2 separate regions of the Homo sapiens genome follow, and region 2 is linked to region 1. A link is a loop called in an ENCODE intact Hi-C map of the cell type or tissue named here. Cell type or tissue: IMR-90. All regions are shown on one strand. Links, peaks and the distances in the headings refer to the core of each region. The heading gives the core; the rest is flanking DNA. Region 1 has its middle 9.2 kb from the start of B3GALNT2. Region 2 overlaps LYST (lysosomal trafficking regulator).

Evidence for each region. Peaks named below come from ENCODE experiments on the same cell type or tissue, not always from the same donor. Only the 100,000 strongest peaks of a DNase experiment are listed, where the experiment ranks them.
Region 2: a loop joins it to region 1, with 6 times the contacts of the local background. A loop is called at or near these places in 14 of 110 quality-filtered maps.

What each region holds. Positions count from the first base shown.
Region 1 is chr1:235,509,127-235,518,127 of GRCh38, forward strand. No RefSeq gene overlaps it. Among named protein-coding and RNA genes, the nearest start is that of B3GALNT2, 9.2 kb to the left of the region's middle. In IMR-90, for the core only: CTCF peaks have their summits at 2,545 (motif pointing right) and 4,830 (motif pointing right); a DNase peak (open chromatin) is centred at 4,825.
Region 2 is chr1:235,839,888-235,848,888 of GRCh38, forward strand. The region is part of intron 1 of LYST (lysosomal trafficking regulator); the gene reads right to left. Among named protein-coding and RNA genes, the nearest start is that of MIR1537, 8.7 kb to the right of the region's middle. RefSeq lists an enhancer at 2,215-2,414. In IMR-90, for the core only: a CTCF peak has its summit at 3,697 (motif pointing left); a DNase peak (open chromatin) is centred at 3,704.

The sequences.
Region 1 (9,001 bases), core at 594-8,593:
GAGTAGCTGGGACTACAGGAGCGCACCACCACAGCAGGCTAATTTTTGTATTTTTGTAGAGACAGGGTTTTGCCATGTTGGCCAGGCTGGTCTTGAACTCCTGACCTCAGGTGATCCACCCGCGTTGGCATCCCAAAGTGCTGGGATTACTGGCGTGAGCCCGGCCTATTTCTAATGAATTTTATAATAATTTGTATAGTTATTCGACTTTCCCCTAAACCTTATGTTTAATAAAAAACTAATGCATGGTTATCATAACAAACACAAGTAATGTAATACAAGTGTAAACAAAATATATAATGTTAGAATCCTTCAGCCCACCCCAATCTTTCTTTCCAGACTTAGCCACTATAGCCCAGATATTTCTTCTTGTATATATATTCTGAATTTTTCCAAATTTCTTTACTTTTCCAGTGATGGAAAGGGAGGAATCACCCTCCTTTTCAATCCCCATGTATGCAATCTGTCCCCTTAACCTGTATAACTCCAGAAATTCTAGTCCCCTCTCTCAATATTTCTAAGTACCAAGGCGTGTTCTCTTTTCCACGAGGTCATCATCAGTCTCGTTGCCACCTCTTGTTCCAGACTGCTCTAGTGTTCTCTATCAACCACCTCAACTCATAACCACTTCTCGAGGCCACAGCCCCAGATTCTTCTGCTTTGACCCGAAACACAGACATAGTGCCTCCGTTTATCCCCCAGTCACAGCTAAGACATGGCTGGCATGTTTAACAGACTTGTAAAAGGATTGGCCGGGCGCGGTGGCTTACCCCTGTAATCCTAGTGCTTTGGGAGGCTGAGGCGGGCGGATCCCCTGAGGTCTGGGTTCCAGAACAGCCCGACCAACAGGGAGAAAACCCATCTCTACTAAAAATCCAAAATTAGCCGGGAGTGGTGGCATATGCCTGTAATCCCAGCTACTCGGGAGGCTGAGGCAGGAGAATTGCTTGAACCCAGGAGGCGGAGGTTGCAGTGAGCCGAGATGGCACCATTGCACTCCAGCCTGGGCAACAAGAGTGAAACTCCGTCTCAAAAAAATAAATAAATACAAGAATTTAGCCTGAGAAGATACAGACAGAAAACTTTTAACTTGATATGAGATAAACTTGCTCCTATGGTCCCCCAATAGAGGTCCCTACTGGCTATCTCTTGCCTTAAGCCTTACCCCAGCCCTTTAATGACACTTCCAAGCGCCTTCTCATCCCTTCCATATGAGGGTCACTTCTTGCTGGTTCTCTTTTCTCTAGTACAGGGCCCAATTCGATCAGCCAGTGAAATAAAAATTGCCCTTGAACATCTCTTAGTTTAAAATATATAGTATGTATGTTTTTGTATATGTAATTCTGTAAAAGTATTTTTTTATTCCTCTAATTCTTATTTACTTATTTGGTAGGGATGAGCTCTCACTATGCTGCCCAGGCTGGTCTCGAACTCCTGACCTCAAGCGGTCCTTCTACCTCAGCCTCCCAAAGTGCTGGGATTACAGGCATAAGCCACTGTGCCTGGCCCTCTAATTCTTTATCATTAAAGTTTCTCGTCAGGCTTTAGTTGTTCACTTTCTTCCTCAAGGAAACCATCTTGCCTGGTCACTTAATCAACAAATTTCACTTTTTTTTTTTTTTTGGTGAATAGTTGGGAAACCTTAAAATCATTCAGATATTCTTTTCAGGACTCCTGGCACTCTGCCTCGGGTGGGTACACGCTGCCCTAGTAATGCGTGCTATTTAAATGATTGCTTCTCTTTCTTTTTTAAGCCAATGGTTGAATTCTTTTAAATTAAATGCCTGTGATATGACGACCAGATAATCTTTGCAGAAGACAACCTTTACACTAGCAGACAGAATCATTAACATTTCAGTCTGAAAGCATCTTGACTCGGGCTTCTCCAAGAAGAGTAGGAAAATAGACACTGCCAAACTGTCCTTCAAAAATGTGCTCAAGGAGGGAGGTTGGTGTAACAGGAACAGAGTGAGTGGTGAGGAGAATAATCGGGGATGATGTAGTCCCTAGCAAGAATATGATATAAATCATGATAAGGATTTGGGCTTTTACTCCGAAATGAAAGGGGAGTAGTTACATGGTGGGGTTTTGTTTTTTTTTGTTTTTTTGTTTTTTTGTTTTTTTTTTGAGACAGAGTCTTGCTCTGTCACCTGGGCTGGAGTGCAGTGGCGCGATCTCAGCTCACTGCAACCTCTGCCTCCTGGGTTCAAGCAATTCTCCTGTCTCAGCCTCCAGAGTAGCTAGGATTACAGGCGTGCACCACCATGGCCAGCCATTTTGTATTTTTAATAGAAATGGGGTTCTACCATGTTGGCCAGGCTGGTCTTGAACTCCTGACCTCAAGTGATCCGCCGGCCCAGCTCCCAAAGTTCTGGGATTACAAGTATGAGCCACCGCACCCAGCCTACATGGTGGGTTTTAAGCAAAGGAGTGACATGATCTGACTTATGTGTTAGCAGGAACACTCACATTGCTGTGTGGTGAATAGACTGACTGGGGGTGGGGAAAAATCTACCGTGTGGAGTAGCGGAGGAGATGATGAGTATCATTCAAGTCTTGAGAAAAGCTGCAGTAGCAAGAGCCAACCAGAAGATGGAAGAGGGATCCTGGGTGCTTCTATATGGAGTTGATCTATCTGAGGGTGCAGAGGCCGACTCTAAGATGCTGTGGTGCATCTCCCCAATTCAGGATGGAAAATGTTGACTGCAAAGGAGTCTCAGTTGAATCTCTCTCTCTGGGAACTGCCCTTGGCTGAAGGTGGCTGCCTCACCCAAGGGTACAGCTCCCTCCTGAGAGACAACCTGCATCCAGTGACTACTCAAGGAACGGTGTAAAGATGTGGGTAACTCTGAAGAGCCATCCCGTGGCCTCTCTTGCAACTGCGTCACAGTCCAACTTCTCCCTCCGCCCAATTCTGCTTTCCTCACTCCCTTACCGGCATTCCCAAGAGCAGTCCCCAGTAAACCTGTATACAACCCGTGTTTCAGAGTATGTTTCCATGGGAACCTGACCTAAGACAGCGATTCTGTTAAATGACATGAAAGATGATGTCATTTCTCTACCTAAAACCCTGCAAATGGCTCTCCAGTTCTGTTCTCTCACAGGGAAACCAGAGTCCCTTACAGTGGCCTGCAGGCCGTTGTCATCTGTAGGCCGTTGTCATCTGCAGGCCGTTGTCATCTGTAGGCCATTGTCATCTGCAGGCCGTTGTCATCTGCAGGCCTGAACCCCTCTAACCTCATCCTCTATTCCCCTCCTTCTCATTCAGTTTGCTCCAGAACCATCCTGGCCTCCTTTCCATCCCGAGAATAGGACAGGTACATTCTTTCCTCGGGATCTTTGCACTTTGTTTCTTCTGCTCTTCTTCCAGATATTTTCATAGCTTATTCCTTCTTCTTCTTCAAGTCAACTAAAATGTTGCCTTTTCCATGAGGCCTTCCCTGTCCCTTCTATTAAAAAACCCTGCTCCACCATCCCCAATCTCTATTACTCTATTCTGTATCACTTATCACTCTTTTTTTGTTTTGTTTTGTTTTGAGACAGTCTCACTCTGTTGCCCAGGCTGGAGTGCAGTGGTGTGATTTCGGCTCACTGCAACCTCCACTTCCCGGGTTCAAGCGATTCTCCTGCCTCACCCTCCTGAGTAGTTGGGATTACAGGTGCATACTACCATGCCCAGCTAATTTTTGTATTTTTAGTAGAGGTGGGGTTTCACCATGTTGGTCAGGCTGGTCTCAAACTCCTGACCTTGTGATCCGCCTGCCTCGGCCTCCCAAAGTGCTGGGATTAATGGCGTGAGCCACTGCGACCTGCCATGTGTCACTTATCACTCTTAAACATACTGTTCAATTTACTTATTTATTTTGTTTGCGGTTTATTGTCTTACTGTCTACACAGGGCAGAAATTTTCCCTCCCGTTTTGTTCCCTGATATATCCCAGAACCTGGAGAAGTCACTGGCATTTTGTAGGTGCTCCATAAATATTTATTGAACAAACAGTGAATGAATGAGTGAATCAATGAATTTGGGAATCTTTAGCAAGTTGATTGCAGTAGAACTCACAAGGTGAGATTACCCAGGCATAGTCTGTAGAGCGATGATGAAGGGAGACACCAACATTTAGGTGTGAGCAGAGGAAGTTAAAATTATAAAGGACATTGACAAGAATCCAGACTATAGGAGGAAAACAGGAGGATGTGTCACCCAAGACAAGATGTAAGATGGCAGAGGGAGTGCAGACGACAGCGTACAACCTGACCAACATGGTGAAACACTGTCTCTAAAAAAAACAAAAACAAAAATTAGCCGGGCGTGGTGGCTCATGCCTGTTGACAACATATGAAGCAAGATCAAGGCAGAAATGTGTCTGCTGATTTGAGAGTGGCCAGGTAACTAGCAGTTTCGAGGAATAGGTAGAGCAGAAGGGAGAGTACTGTGAGTTGAGGAGTGAATGAGAAGTAATGAAGTGGAAATGGTGTGTGCATTACTATTTTGAGAAGTTTGGTCATGAAGATCAGAACGAGAAAGAATGGGAGCTGGGAAGAGGGCTCTGATTGAAGAAGTGTGTGTGTGCATTTAGATGGGAGAGATAAGCCTGACTTGAGTATTTTAAGTGATGTATGGAAACAGCCAGTAACAACCATATAATTTGTAATCTAAATCAAGGTTTTGAGAGAAAAAGGGGGCAGGACAAATGCTAAAATGGATAAATGTCAAGACAACAGGAACTATCTGCAAACCAGACCATATGGTCTCCCTGTCCACGCCTCAAGTTTTCCATGCAAGTCATTTATCCTTACACTTAGTGGGCTATTTTTTTCTGACGGTAGGTGGCAGTAAAGAGCTTGCCTCTTTTTGCCTCGTTTGGTTTGGTTTGGTTTGGTTTTTGAGAAAAATTTAATTAGAGATTTTGGATGGCAACTAAGATTGGTAAAGGTTAGCTCCACAGGCTTAAACTCAAAATAGGAGATTTCAACTTAGATTTTACTTTGGGAAAATTCATACACGTTTTTGTGAAAAAGAATATCTCTTGGTTCTCAAAGAAAAAATAATTTTTGGGTAATTATAAAATATGTTGCATTTTCACACTGAGCCATTTTATCTTTAAAATGATGAACTTCCATCTTCTTCCTAATACAGAATAATTTCCATTAGTTTTATCACTTCTTTTTTTTTGAGACAGAGTATCGCTCTGTTGCCCAGCCTGGAGTGCAATGGCACAATCTCGGCTCACTGCAACCTCCGCCTCCTAGGTTCAAGAGATTCTCCTGCCTCAGCCTCCCGAGTGGGATTACAGGTGCCTACCACCACGCCTGGCTAATTTTTGTATTTTTTTTTAGTAGAGATGGGGTTTCACCATGTTAGCCAGGCTGGTCTTGAACTCCTGACCTCAAATGATCTGCCCACCTCGGCCTCCCAAAGTGCTTGGATTACAGGTGTGAGCCACTGTGTCTGGCCTATCCCTTCAGTTTTAGCACACGCATTGCTATATGCACACATTTCTTATTTGTGTATATAAATTTTCAGTCAAGTCTAGCTTCAGTAGACTTTGGGGGACCTTGCTATTGAAGATTATAAACATTTTAAAAAACTATAGGCCAGGCGCCATGGCTCACGCCTGTAATCCCAGCACTTCAGGAGGCTGAGGCGGGCGAATCACTTGAGGTCAGGAGTTCGAGACCAGCCTGGCCAACATGGTGAAATGCCATCTCTAAAAAAAATAACAAAAATTAGCCTGGCGTGGTGGCGTGCACCTGTAATCCCAGCTACTCAGGAGGCTGAGGCAGGAGAATCACTTGAACCTCAGGAGGCAGAGGTTGCAGTGAATCGAGATCACATCACTACACTCCAGCCTGCTGGGCAACAGAGTGGGACTCTGTCTCAAAAAAAGAAACAAAACAAACAAACCAAAAACCTATGACACATAACAGCAAATTTCTTGTTATCAAAGATAGGACTAGAGATGTCTAAAGATAAGAAGTTTTAGGAGTTCGGAATGGTAAAGTGAATGAGCACACCTTATTCAGGGAATCTTGGCAGAATCTAATGTCATAAAATTTAAAATTCAGAAATCTTTGTCAGAGAAAAAACAGAATCAAAATATTATCTGCAGATCCAGCAAACAAATTTGAGTTCAAAACTCAGATTTGCATTTATTAGCTGTGTGGCCTTGAGCATGGCAAGCACTTTACCTCTAGGTCTCAGATTCCTAATCTGTGAAATGAGACTCACAGGATATACTTCAGTGGATTGTTTTGAATATTAAATGAGAAAACATATTGGTAAAATTTATACATGTTATTTTCATTCTTTTCCCTAAACATGAATATGAAGACATCCAGATTAAAATGTGGCATATGCAACCTCAACCTTTGGAAAATATATCTCAAATGATTAAGGAAAAATATTAATTTTAAGAATTGCTTTAAAACAACAAAACCAAAAAAGCCTTGGTCATACCTTAATTCAGTAATTCTTCAACTTTACGTCTCAGATCCAATATTCTAGGCACTGCTTGACACAGAGAGCAGTTTTCTTACAAGGAAATTTGGGGACCAGAGGGGGTTCTTTGCATGTTTGGATAAGTGCTAGAATTCAAATTCCTTCTCCTGAGAGTCCTCTGCCTTTTTCGTTTAATGAACTCGGTTGCTTTCTTTATTTCCTCTTTCTATCCTCATTAGCGTAAAGCAAACTCTAAAAGCAATCCACAATATCAATCACATCAAATATCATGGAATGTGGCCTCAGTCCTGGAAGATGTCTACTCCATATAGGTGACTTGGTACATTACAGTAGATTATAGTAGCTGAAAAGTATCCTTTGGCCAGCCATTGTCAAAACTAGAGTCACTAATGAGATCACAAATGAGAAGCATTCATTGTCTCTATAAGACTTCCTAAAATGCCCTTATTATTAAGGGAAGTCCTGGCTTTCTGCCAGTATCACAGACTAATTTGTTCATTAGCTGGTTGACTTCTTGGTTCTTGCATATTTCAATGGCTAAAGTTTGTAGTAAGTTTGAGAAATATAAAGAGAGGAGTATGGGGAGGAGAGCTGGCGGGAGGTGGGTGCTGGAAATGATTAAGACCACTGGAAGGGAAAAAAATGGGGTATGATATCACCATGGAAACGAAGTTTACGTATTGCAAAAATTTGCCCAAGTTGGATAGCATTCATTCATTCATTCATTCATTCATTCATTCATTCAACAAACATTTACTCGGTGTCTTTGCATGCCTAGAACCATCAAAGTTACAAATGAGAACCAAACAAGCTTGGTTCTTGTCTTCACGGAGCTTCCATTCTAGTGGGGGAAGGTACACAAAGAACAAACACAAGTAGGTTTCCCCCTGGAAAGAATAACTGGCAGGTTTGCAGGCATTACCACCTAATTTCTTTTTAAAAAGAAACCTAAAGACTTCTTTGGGTGTCCAAAGGTCTAAAATTTTAGAAGTTCAAAATGGCAAAGTGAAAGAGCACACATTATTCAGGCAATCTTGGCAGTATCTAATGTCATAACATTTAAAAATCAGAAATCTCTGTAAGAGGAAAAATAGAATCAAATTACTCTCTGTAGGTCCAGCAGACAAATTTGAGTTCAAAACCCAGATTTGCATTTTTATAATTATTTACTTTAGTAAATTACTTACAATTTACTAAAATTATAAATAATTATAGTAAAACAAAAAAATTAACAATGAGCCAGCCTCCCAGTGTCGCTCAGGAGACCTCACGGCTAAATAAGTAATCACTGCTATCCCTTCCTCTCCAGCAGTCTCCATCAACTTGTTCTGCATTCAGAGACTGTTCTTGGGCCTTCCCATACGCAGCTCACATTTGAAACTCCTGCCCCTGGTGCCTTAATGCATCTGACTGGCAGCCACACAGCCCCTCCATGTGGCTCAGTTTCAGTGGGTAGGTAGGGAAATGCCGATTTGTTTGCATTGTGCCCCACAGGCTGATTACAGTAAAGGCTGTCACACAGAGCTCTTGCATACCTAACAGGAGACTTGGTGACAGTGAAACCAAGAATGACCAATGACTGTGTGTAAAATGAATCAAGGTGAGGTGTATTGAAAGCAAAGAGGTCAATTCAAAGGCTTAGAAATAATCCAGACAGTAATCAAGGAAGAAAGCAGCCATGTCACTGGGAAGAAAAACTTCTTGGGACACTCAGTATATTCAACACGATGAAGTAATTCGCCCTGTGACATGGACAAAAGGAGCTTTCCATGCTCTAATGGGCAGTAGGATTCCATAAAGTGAATCACGTTTAAAAGAGACACTCTTAAAAAATGAAATACGTGGCCATAATCCCAGCACCTTGGGAGGCCGAGGAAAGTGGATCACGAGGTCAGGAGTTCGAGACCAGCCTGGCCAACATAGTGAATCCCTGTCTGTACTAAAAATACAAAAAATTAGCTGGGCATGGTGGTGGGCGCCTGTAATCCCAGCTACTCAGGAGGCTGAGGCAGGAGAATCACTTGAATCAGGGAGGCAGAGGTTGCAGTGAGCCGAGATCGCGCCATTACACTCTAGCCCAGGCAACAGTGGGAGACTCCGTCTCAATGAAAAATAAATAAATAAATGAATAAATAAATATTGTTCTAATGAGCAAATTTAAAAAATCCTAAGTAAAATTTGGTCTCTTTCTCATTAGTGCTTAATGGTCTTCAATCACCCCAGTCCTACTTTGAGTATATACTAAATCCCTTTCAAGGACAGATTCTAGACTTTTCCCACTTTGGCTCATCTGAAAGGTTTCTAAAAGGATTGGTCCTTAATATTTCTTTTCACAACTTAATAGCGTGATTTGAGTTTATGCACACAGAAAGAGATTTGTTCGTACCCTCCTCTCCTCTGATTTTTAAACCTTGTTCCCCTTGTTCATTCTGTATGTTGAGATGTGATCTTGCTTTTAGGAGATCAAAGAAAAAGAAAAACAAGTTTCTCTCACATGTTTGTCTTCTCTTTAACAATCCACATTGTTTTTATATCGGCC
Region 2 (9,001 bases), core at 406-8,405, 330 kb after region 1:
ATGTTCCCTCTCCCTTTCCTTCACATATTATTTCCAATTGTTCAGTAGAGATACTGCCTATTATCACCTTGTAACCACTTTCCCTTCAAGAGACTATCTCTGGCATCTTACCTACCTTTTCTTCGAATTTTAGGAACTCTGTACTCCAATTCTCTATATTCCGGCTTTGTTCCATATTCCTCTTCCTGCTTATTAGTCTGCCAGCTATCATTTACAAAACAACCACTTTGTATCAGACACTAAGAACATAAAGTAATTCCAGTCTCTGCCCTCAAGAAGATTACATTACGGTGGCAAAGGCAAATCAATATATAGGGTACTATGTACTGCTAAGGGGCACTTAACCCAATTTGAGTGGCCAGGGAAGCTTCATGAAGAATAAATTGAAGTTGTACAGGTAAAGGGAGAAAAGAAGGGAAGAAAAGCATTAGAGATGGAAACAGCAGCTCAAGTTGTCACTGAAGAAATTACAGTAAGTTTGGTATCACAACTACAAAATGAGAAACAGGAAAAGTGAGGATGGAGGGAGTGGCTGGCAAAGACCAGATGGTGAAAGGCTTTTGTACACTATGCTAAGAACCTTGGGCTTTAATCTATTGGCTAGTGAGTCTTATCAGAATCACCTATAGAGTTTGTCTAGGCCCCATGATCAGAGAACCTAATCTGCTAAACCCACAGCAAGACCTAAACATCGGTATTTTTAACAAGCTTCATAGGTGATTCTAATGAACAGTCAGGGCTGAGACTCACTGCTACAGGTGACAGGAAGCCCATGAATTATTTTGAACATGTGAGTGGCATGGTCAATCTTGAACACATAGGTCATTCTAGTGGCAATGTGGAAGACACATTTTATGGAGAAAACTCTAGCTGCATGAAAACCAATTTGGAGACTGGCGTCATACTCCAAGCAAATGGTAAGGATATTTTTTTCTAAAGCAACAGTAGAATAATATAATTTTATTAAATATCCAAGAATTAAAATGAGCACAATTTTGGTGATTAATTGGATGGAGAAGTGAGTGGTAAGGGAGGGATCAGGACAACTCTCTGAATACTGGCTTGGTTAACTGGATAAATGGTACTGTCACCTGCGAAGAACACACAAGAAGAACTGAGGCACGTGTGCAGAGTCTGCTGTCAGGGCAAAACCACTCCACACCAGGTGAGCTGAGTCCTCTGTCTATTAGGCCAGTGACTAACTTCTTTACAGTGACTACTGAGACTAAATCCACCATGCCTTTCATTCCAATTTCAGCAATGCTCAAAATGTATACCTTCTCAACAACTATCCTTAACTCCATCTCATGGTTTCCAATACCAGACCGAATAAGGAAATAGCAAGTATAGACTCTCCTGAGAAGGCAGGATTAGAAAAGAAAAACAGAAAATAGAGAGGAGCTGGAGAAGGAGGCATAGGTTAAGGAATTTTTTTTTTCAAGTATTTGTATTTTTTAAAGAATTGGAAGAACCGTATTTTTAGGCTATAAGAAATAAGAGGTGGTGCGGCGTGGCCAGCCATCTCCTATCAGCTCTGATTGTGTGTACTTCTTCCCAGCATCACTGGCACCATGTTGGTAGCTTAAAATCATCATGGTGAGAGTATTTCCATCATGGAAATGGGCAAATGCTACACATTAGGGTCTTTTTTGTTTCTTTCTCCAGGAGAGCCACTTTACTAGCATACCACTGCAGCCAGCACAAGGGAAGATACTGAAGACAGGGGCAAGAGAACGAATGAATGAAGGACAAAATTCATGGAGAAAATAAGTGTGGATTGGATCAAGGGTATAGGTGAAGAGGTTAGGCTGGGGCGGGGAAGCAGGAGGGGACACATCATCCTCTGAGGCTGAGGGAAAGGAGGTAAGGAGAATTGCAGATATAGAAAACAGGTGGAAGGCCAGAAACTGAGGGAGCTCAAGAATGACTGGCTCAATTTTTTCATTCAAGTAATAGGCAAAGTTGTCTGCTTAAAGAAGAGAGTCTAGAGATTGGGGGCTAAAGGCTAAGTAATTTAGAATAATTATTGGAAGAATAGTCAAATGGGGGAAAGTAGTGATGACAGACAAAATAATTTACTGGTTGGCTACTAGCTTAGCAGAGGTGGAAAACCATGAATTTCTGGTGGTATGGATTTTTTCAGCTATTTCAGATTCACCAGCAGGATTCAGCTGCTTGGGTCTAATAATAGACAGTGCAGACTGTTATCACTGATCTGGAAATGGGAGTTTTGGTGGGTGGAGGCAGCAGAAGCATAAGTGAAGGGGACCCAAGGGTATGGGTGGAAGAACAGTCCTTATGGCCAAAAATGAGACACAGACTGGGTAGGAAAAAGAAAGAGGCCAGGAAAATAAATGTTGATAGACAAGCAGAAAATCCAGGCAATCAAGGAAGTGTGGATCTCTACCAGACTGAAGAGTACACAATGTGGGAATGAAGATGTTAGAATTTTTAGATTTCTGAAACAAGCGGTCCCAGATGACAACATCCACAGTGTGGCCCTGCAAGCAGATGTCTAAAGTGAAGTGAAAGTTAAGGTCCTTGCAGTTAAGTAACCATGAAGCTAGTATTTTTGGACAACAGATCATTGTAAGTTCTTAAAATGAAAGCCCTATAATGACAGAGATTTTGTCTGTTGTATTCACTGCTAAATCTCTAGCATCTAGAACAGAACACAGCTAACAGCAGGCATTCGATTCTACTCATTTGCCGAATGAATGGCGTGGCCTCTCTCTCAGGATTTTCATTAGGTTAACTTGTCTAATTAAGCCCCTCGTAGTCAAGTTAGGTCAAAGATAGACTCAAGAGTACTGGTTCCCTGGATTATTTCCTTTACCTTCTGGAAATGAAATGGTCACTAAAGTCAGTCAACAGTGGCTCTGCTTTCATTGAATGAGACTTCCTGCAGACATCTGGATAGTTAACTTTGATATCTTAGCTCTGTTCCAGTTCTGTGATTAATTTCCACAACTTATTATCCACCTAAAAGATTACAGAATTAAGCTATCACCCTCAGTCTTGTGGATTTTCATGCATTTATCTTCTTGACACAGAGAACTACTACACCCGCCCCTCACAGCAAGTCATGACCACATATATTCTTCACTTTTAGGGCAGCTCCTCATATAATGGCATTTTTAGATGCCTTGTCATGTCTGTGTTCTAGACAATGCTACCAAGGACATTACATGTACCACTGAAAATAAAATCTCAAGCTCAACAACAGGGCAAGAAATGGTCCCTAGGTGGCTGAGTTTCCTTTTCAATAAATATCAAATAGCCAGTGGCCACAGTGATAAGAAGGGAAAGGGGTCCATTGTGCTACAGTTCCCTTTTTCATAAATTCATTAATTCCAATATTTATTTATTAAGTAAATATTTTAATAGATATTTATTAATATGCTCCAGCTCATTCTATTTTCACTATTTATGAATCTGTTCTGAATAGTGGGATATACATACAGTAGGCATCATGACAGTAGTGAAATAGGACCCAGAAGCCGCAGATCAGGAATCTAGCAATTACTAGCTAGTCACACAGAGCTGTGTGAAGTTTGGCTGCCTCTTCCATAAACTACCCCACAGAGTTGCTATGTGGAGCCTAAGAAATTATATAACCTCAGTAAACATTGTTGACAAATTTTATAGCTCTATGTAAATGCTCAGTACTAGCTGCACACCTTATGACAGACAGTGCCATCTGAAGGAAGAAAAAGATCACTGCAAGCTTTCCTCAGATCAGTGTGAGGAAAATGATGTTCTGTTTCATAACGCTATTTCCAGGGAAGCACTGAAAAAAAAAATAGGAAGTCCCTGTATTTTCTGCTTTTTCCTTGTCTTGTGGCTTCCACAAGAAAAAAAAGAAGTAAAAGGAAAAAACAACAAAAAAGGTTATAATAATGATATTTATTCTTATAGGTTGATTAGAAAGCATACTTTTTCCTCATCAAACAGTAACACCCAAAAGACTTGTTAGTCTTTCACCAAATGCCAAAAAATCCTGGAAAATTCCCTTTTAAAGTAACACTACGTGCTTGCCTAATTTTCTCAATTCAATAGTATTAGAGAAGTTGCCATTGGAAAGACTTTTTTTCAAAAATGTTATGTGCCAAAGAGGAGACTGTGATAAATCAGGGTTATTTTAAGAATTAGGCAAAATAATGTACAGAATAATAAGTGCCCAATAAATTCTGTTAAATCAAAATCTGCCATGATTTGAAGCAGCCTTCTTGAAAATAAAGGTTAGTTTATATGGATTTAACTATTCTAAATCCCAGCTCTCCAGAGTTTAATATATATTGATAGATTGATTAGCAACTTTCTCAAAGATCTCATATAGTCTTTACAACACATCAGTAAAAATAAAAAATCTTTATGAGAAAAAAAGATAACACCATTTATATCATTTCATAAATGACATGAATAAAGGAATAAACATGAATAACTTAGAATCTTATGTTGTCATAATGGCAGAAATTTTAGATATCATATTCTCTAACCCCACATTCTACAGTTGAGAAAAACTGAGGCCTACAGGTCCAAGGTCACAGAAATGATTAGTCACTGGACTCTACTATCCCAGTTGTCTTGGAGTTACATATGTTTTGGGGGGTAATTAACTAAAACTGAAATAAGCAAGTTTAGAAGATACATAGCCTTTCTTCTTCTGTCGATTAGAAATTAGACAACAGGCAAAGGCGTTTCCCTAACACTAAATACTACCTCTAAATGGTATCCAGAACCTTTACTCAAGTCCACTGGATTGTAATACATACACCTGGAAACAAGATTTTTAAACCTCTCTCTACAAACTTTTTAGACTACAACACAGAACTATATGTCTGAAATGCAGGACACTGGTGGGGGGAAGGGGACCAAAGAGGGGGAGGGGGAAACTGCACTTGTTCAGATTAATATAATTCTCTTTAAAGAATAAGCCAGTTAAAACATATCAGTTGAACTGTACAATATTTAAGCAAGAAAATATCTGTTAATCTAAGCTTTACTGTGTAACTTTTTAGTCAATACTAGATGTGTTAAGCAATAACCATCAGAATGATTCCTAACTAAAGAGAGGAGCTCCTGGGATCATGGCGAAGGGAGGCAGGACTAGATTGCAGCTCTGGACAGAGCAGCATGTGGTGGCTTGCATTGTGAATTTGAGCTCCAGATCCACTGCAAGAACAAACCAGCAATCCCGAGAGGACCCACAGACCCTCTGAAGGAAGCGGATTGCTCCTGCAGGCCCCAGGAGACCCCCAAATACTGTGAGTGCCCCAACTGTGCAAGTGGGAAAGGGAGACCCTCCTCTCCTGAACACACACCCCCACTGGAGAAGCTGAAGGTCTGTTTGCTGGAGAAGTTTCTGACCTTACCTGAGCTGAATCAAGTTAGAGAGCCAAGCCTAGTGAATTACAGGGGTAGAGAATGCAGCAGAAAGGCCCTGGGAGCTCCCTGGGTCCTTAAGTAGCCCATTCCTGCCTGGCACCACAAGGATCCATTGGGAGGGTGGCTAGAGGAGCAGGGGGTAAAACCCCACAGGGAAAGGAATTCTCTAGCCTAACTTTCTAACAATTTGAACGCGGTGAGAAGCCTGCTGGCCAGAACTCCGGGGAGGGTGCAAATCCAGCTCGCAGACTTCACAGGTGGAAGGAAGAACTAAAGCCCTTTTCTTTCGTAGCTGAGAGGTGGATAGCCTCGGGGAAGTTTTCAAGCCCATCTAGCCCTCAGCCTGGAAACAGACTCCCGGCAGTTAGGGGGGACACGGTGGGAGTGAGAGTGGCCCTTCTGTTTGCGTGGGAGCTGGGTGAGGGCTCCGACTGCTGGCTTTCCCCCACTTCCCTGACAACCTTCATGACTCAGCAGAGGCAGCCATAATCCTCCTAAGTACACAACTCCAGTAAACTGGGAATCTCACCCCCAATTCCCCACAGCAGCCCCAGCACGACCCAACCAAGGAGCTGCTGAGCTCATACACACCTAGCCCCACCCCCACCTGATGGTCCTTCCCTATCCACCCTGGTAGCAAAAGACAAAGGGCATTTAATCTTGGGAGTTCTAGGGCCCTGCCCACCGCATATCTTTCTCTGTACTACTACAGCTGATGCTTTCTGGAAAGCGCCACCTCCTGGCAGGAGGCCAACCAGCACAAAAATAGAGCATTAAAACATGGCCAACCAGTACAAAAATAGAGCATTAAACCACCAAAGCTAAGGACCCTCACGGAGTCCACTGCACCCTCCACCACCTGCACCAGAAAAGGCGCTGGTATCCATGGCTGAGAGACCCATAGATGGTTCACATCACAGGACTCTGTGTAGACAACCCCCAGTACCGGCCTGGAGCCAGGGAGACTCGCTGGGTGGCTAGACCCAGAAGAGAGACAACAATCACTGCAGTTCGGCTCACAGGAAGCCACATCCATAGGAAAAGGAGGAGTATACTACATCAAGGGAACACCCCGTGGGACAAAAGAATCTGAACAACAGTCTTCAGCCCTAGACCTTCCCTCTGACAGAGCCTACCCAAATGAGAAGGAACCAGAAAACCAACCCTGGTAATATGACAAAACAAGGCTCTTCAACACCCCCCCAAAATTTCTCTAGTTCACCAGCAATAGATCCAAACCAAGAAGAAATCCCTGATTTACCTGACAAAGAATTCAGGAGGTTAGATATTAAGCTAATCAGGGAGGGACCAGAGAAAGGTGAAGCCCAGTGCAAGGAAATCCAAAAAATGATATAAGAAGTGAAGGGAGAAATATTCAAAGAAATAGATAGCATAAAGAAAAAAAACAATAAAAAATTCAGGAAACTTTGGACACACTTTTAGAAATGCAAAATGCTCTGGAAAGTCTCAGCGATAGAACTAAACAAGTAGAAGAAAGAAATTCAGAGCTCGAAGACAAGGTCTTCGAATTAACCCAATCCAACAAAGACAAAGAAAAAAGAATACGAAAATATGAACAAAGCCTCCAAGAAGTCTGGGATTATGTTAAATGACCACACCTAAGAATAATCAGTGTTCCTGAGGAAGAAGAGAATTCTAAAAGCTTGGAAAACATATCTGGGTGGATAATTGAGGAAAACTTCCCTGGCCTTGCTAGAGACGTAGACATCCAAATACAGAAGCATAAAGATCACCTGGGAAATTCATCTCAAAAAGATCTTCGCGTAGGCACATTGTCATGAGGTTATCCAAAGTTAAGATGAAGGAAAGAATTTTAAGAGCTGTGAAACAGTAGTACCAGGTAGCCTATAAAAGAAAACCTATCAGATTAACAGCAGATTTCTCAGCAGAAACCCTATAAGCTAGAAGGGATTGGGGCCCTAACTTCAGACTCCTCAAACAAAACAATTATCAGCCAAGAATTTTGTATCCAGCAAAATTAAGCATCATATATGAAGGAAAGATACAGTCTTTTTCAGACAAACACATGCTGAGAGAATTCGCCATCACCAAGCCACCACTAGAAGAACTGCTAAAAGGAGCTCCAAGTCTTGAAACAAATCCTGGAAACACATCAAAACAGAACCTCTTCAAAGCATAAATCACACAGGGCCTATAGAACAAAAATGCAAGTTAAAAAGCAAAAACAAAACAACAACAAACAAAAGTACAGAGGCAACAAGGAGCATGATGAATGGAACCATACCGCACATTTCAATGCTAAAATTGAATGTAAATGGCCTAAATGCTCCACTTAAAAGATACAGAACCACAGAATGGATAAGAATTCACCAATCAACTATCTATTGCCTTCAGGATACTCACCTAACACATAAGCACTCACATACGGTAAAGGGGTGGGAAAAGGCATTTCATGCAAATGGACACCAAAAGCCAGCAAGGTATTCTTACATCAGACAAAACAAACTTTAAAGCAACAGCAGTTAAAAGAGACAAAGAGGGACATTATATAATGGTAAAAGGCCTTGTCCAACAGGAAGATATCACAATCCTAAACATATATGCACTTAACACTGGAGCTCCCAAATTTATAAAACAATTACTAATAGACCTAAGAAATGAGACAGCAACACAATAATAGTGGGGGACTTCAATACTCCAATGACCAGACAGGTCATCAACACAGAAGGTCAACAAAGAAACAATGAATTTAAACTATACCTTGGAACAAATGGACTTGACAGATATATACAGACATTTCATCCAACAACTGCAGAATATACATTCTATTCAACAGCACATGGAACTTTCTCCAAGATAGATCATATGACAGGCAACAAAACGAGTCTCAATAGATTTAAGAAAACTGAAATTATATCAAGCACTCTCTCAGACCACAGCGGCATAAAACTGGAAATCAACTCCAAAGGGAAGCTTCAAAACCATGCAAATACATGGAAATTAAATAACCTGCTCCTGAATGAGCATTGGGTCAAAAACGAAATCAAGATAGAAATTAAAAAATTCTTCGAACTGAATGACAATAATGACACAACCTATCAAAACCTCTGCGATGGAGCAAGGGTGGTGCTAAGAGGAAAGTTCACAGTCCTAAATGCCTACATCAAAAAGTCTGAAAGAGCACAATCTAAGGTCACACCTCAAGGAACTAGAGAAACTAGAACAAAGCAAACCCAAACCCAGCAGAAGAAAGGAAATAACCAAGATCAGAGCAAAACTAAATGAAATTGAAACAAACAAAAAAAATACAAAAGATAAATGAAACAAAAAGCTGGTTCTTTGAAAAGATAAATAAAATTGATATATCATTAGCAAGATTAACCAAGAAAAGAAGAGAGAAAATCCAAATGACCTCATTAAGAAATGAAATGGGAGATACTACAACTGACACCACTGAAATACAAAAGATCATTCAAGGCTACTACGAATACATTTACAGACATAAACTAGAAAGTCTAGAAGAGATGGATACATTCCTGGAAAAATACAACCCTCCTAGCTTAAATCAGGAAGAATGAGATACCCTGAACAGACCCAGCGAGATTGAAATGGTAATTTAATAATTACCACT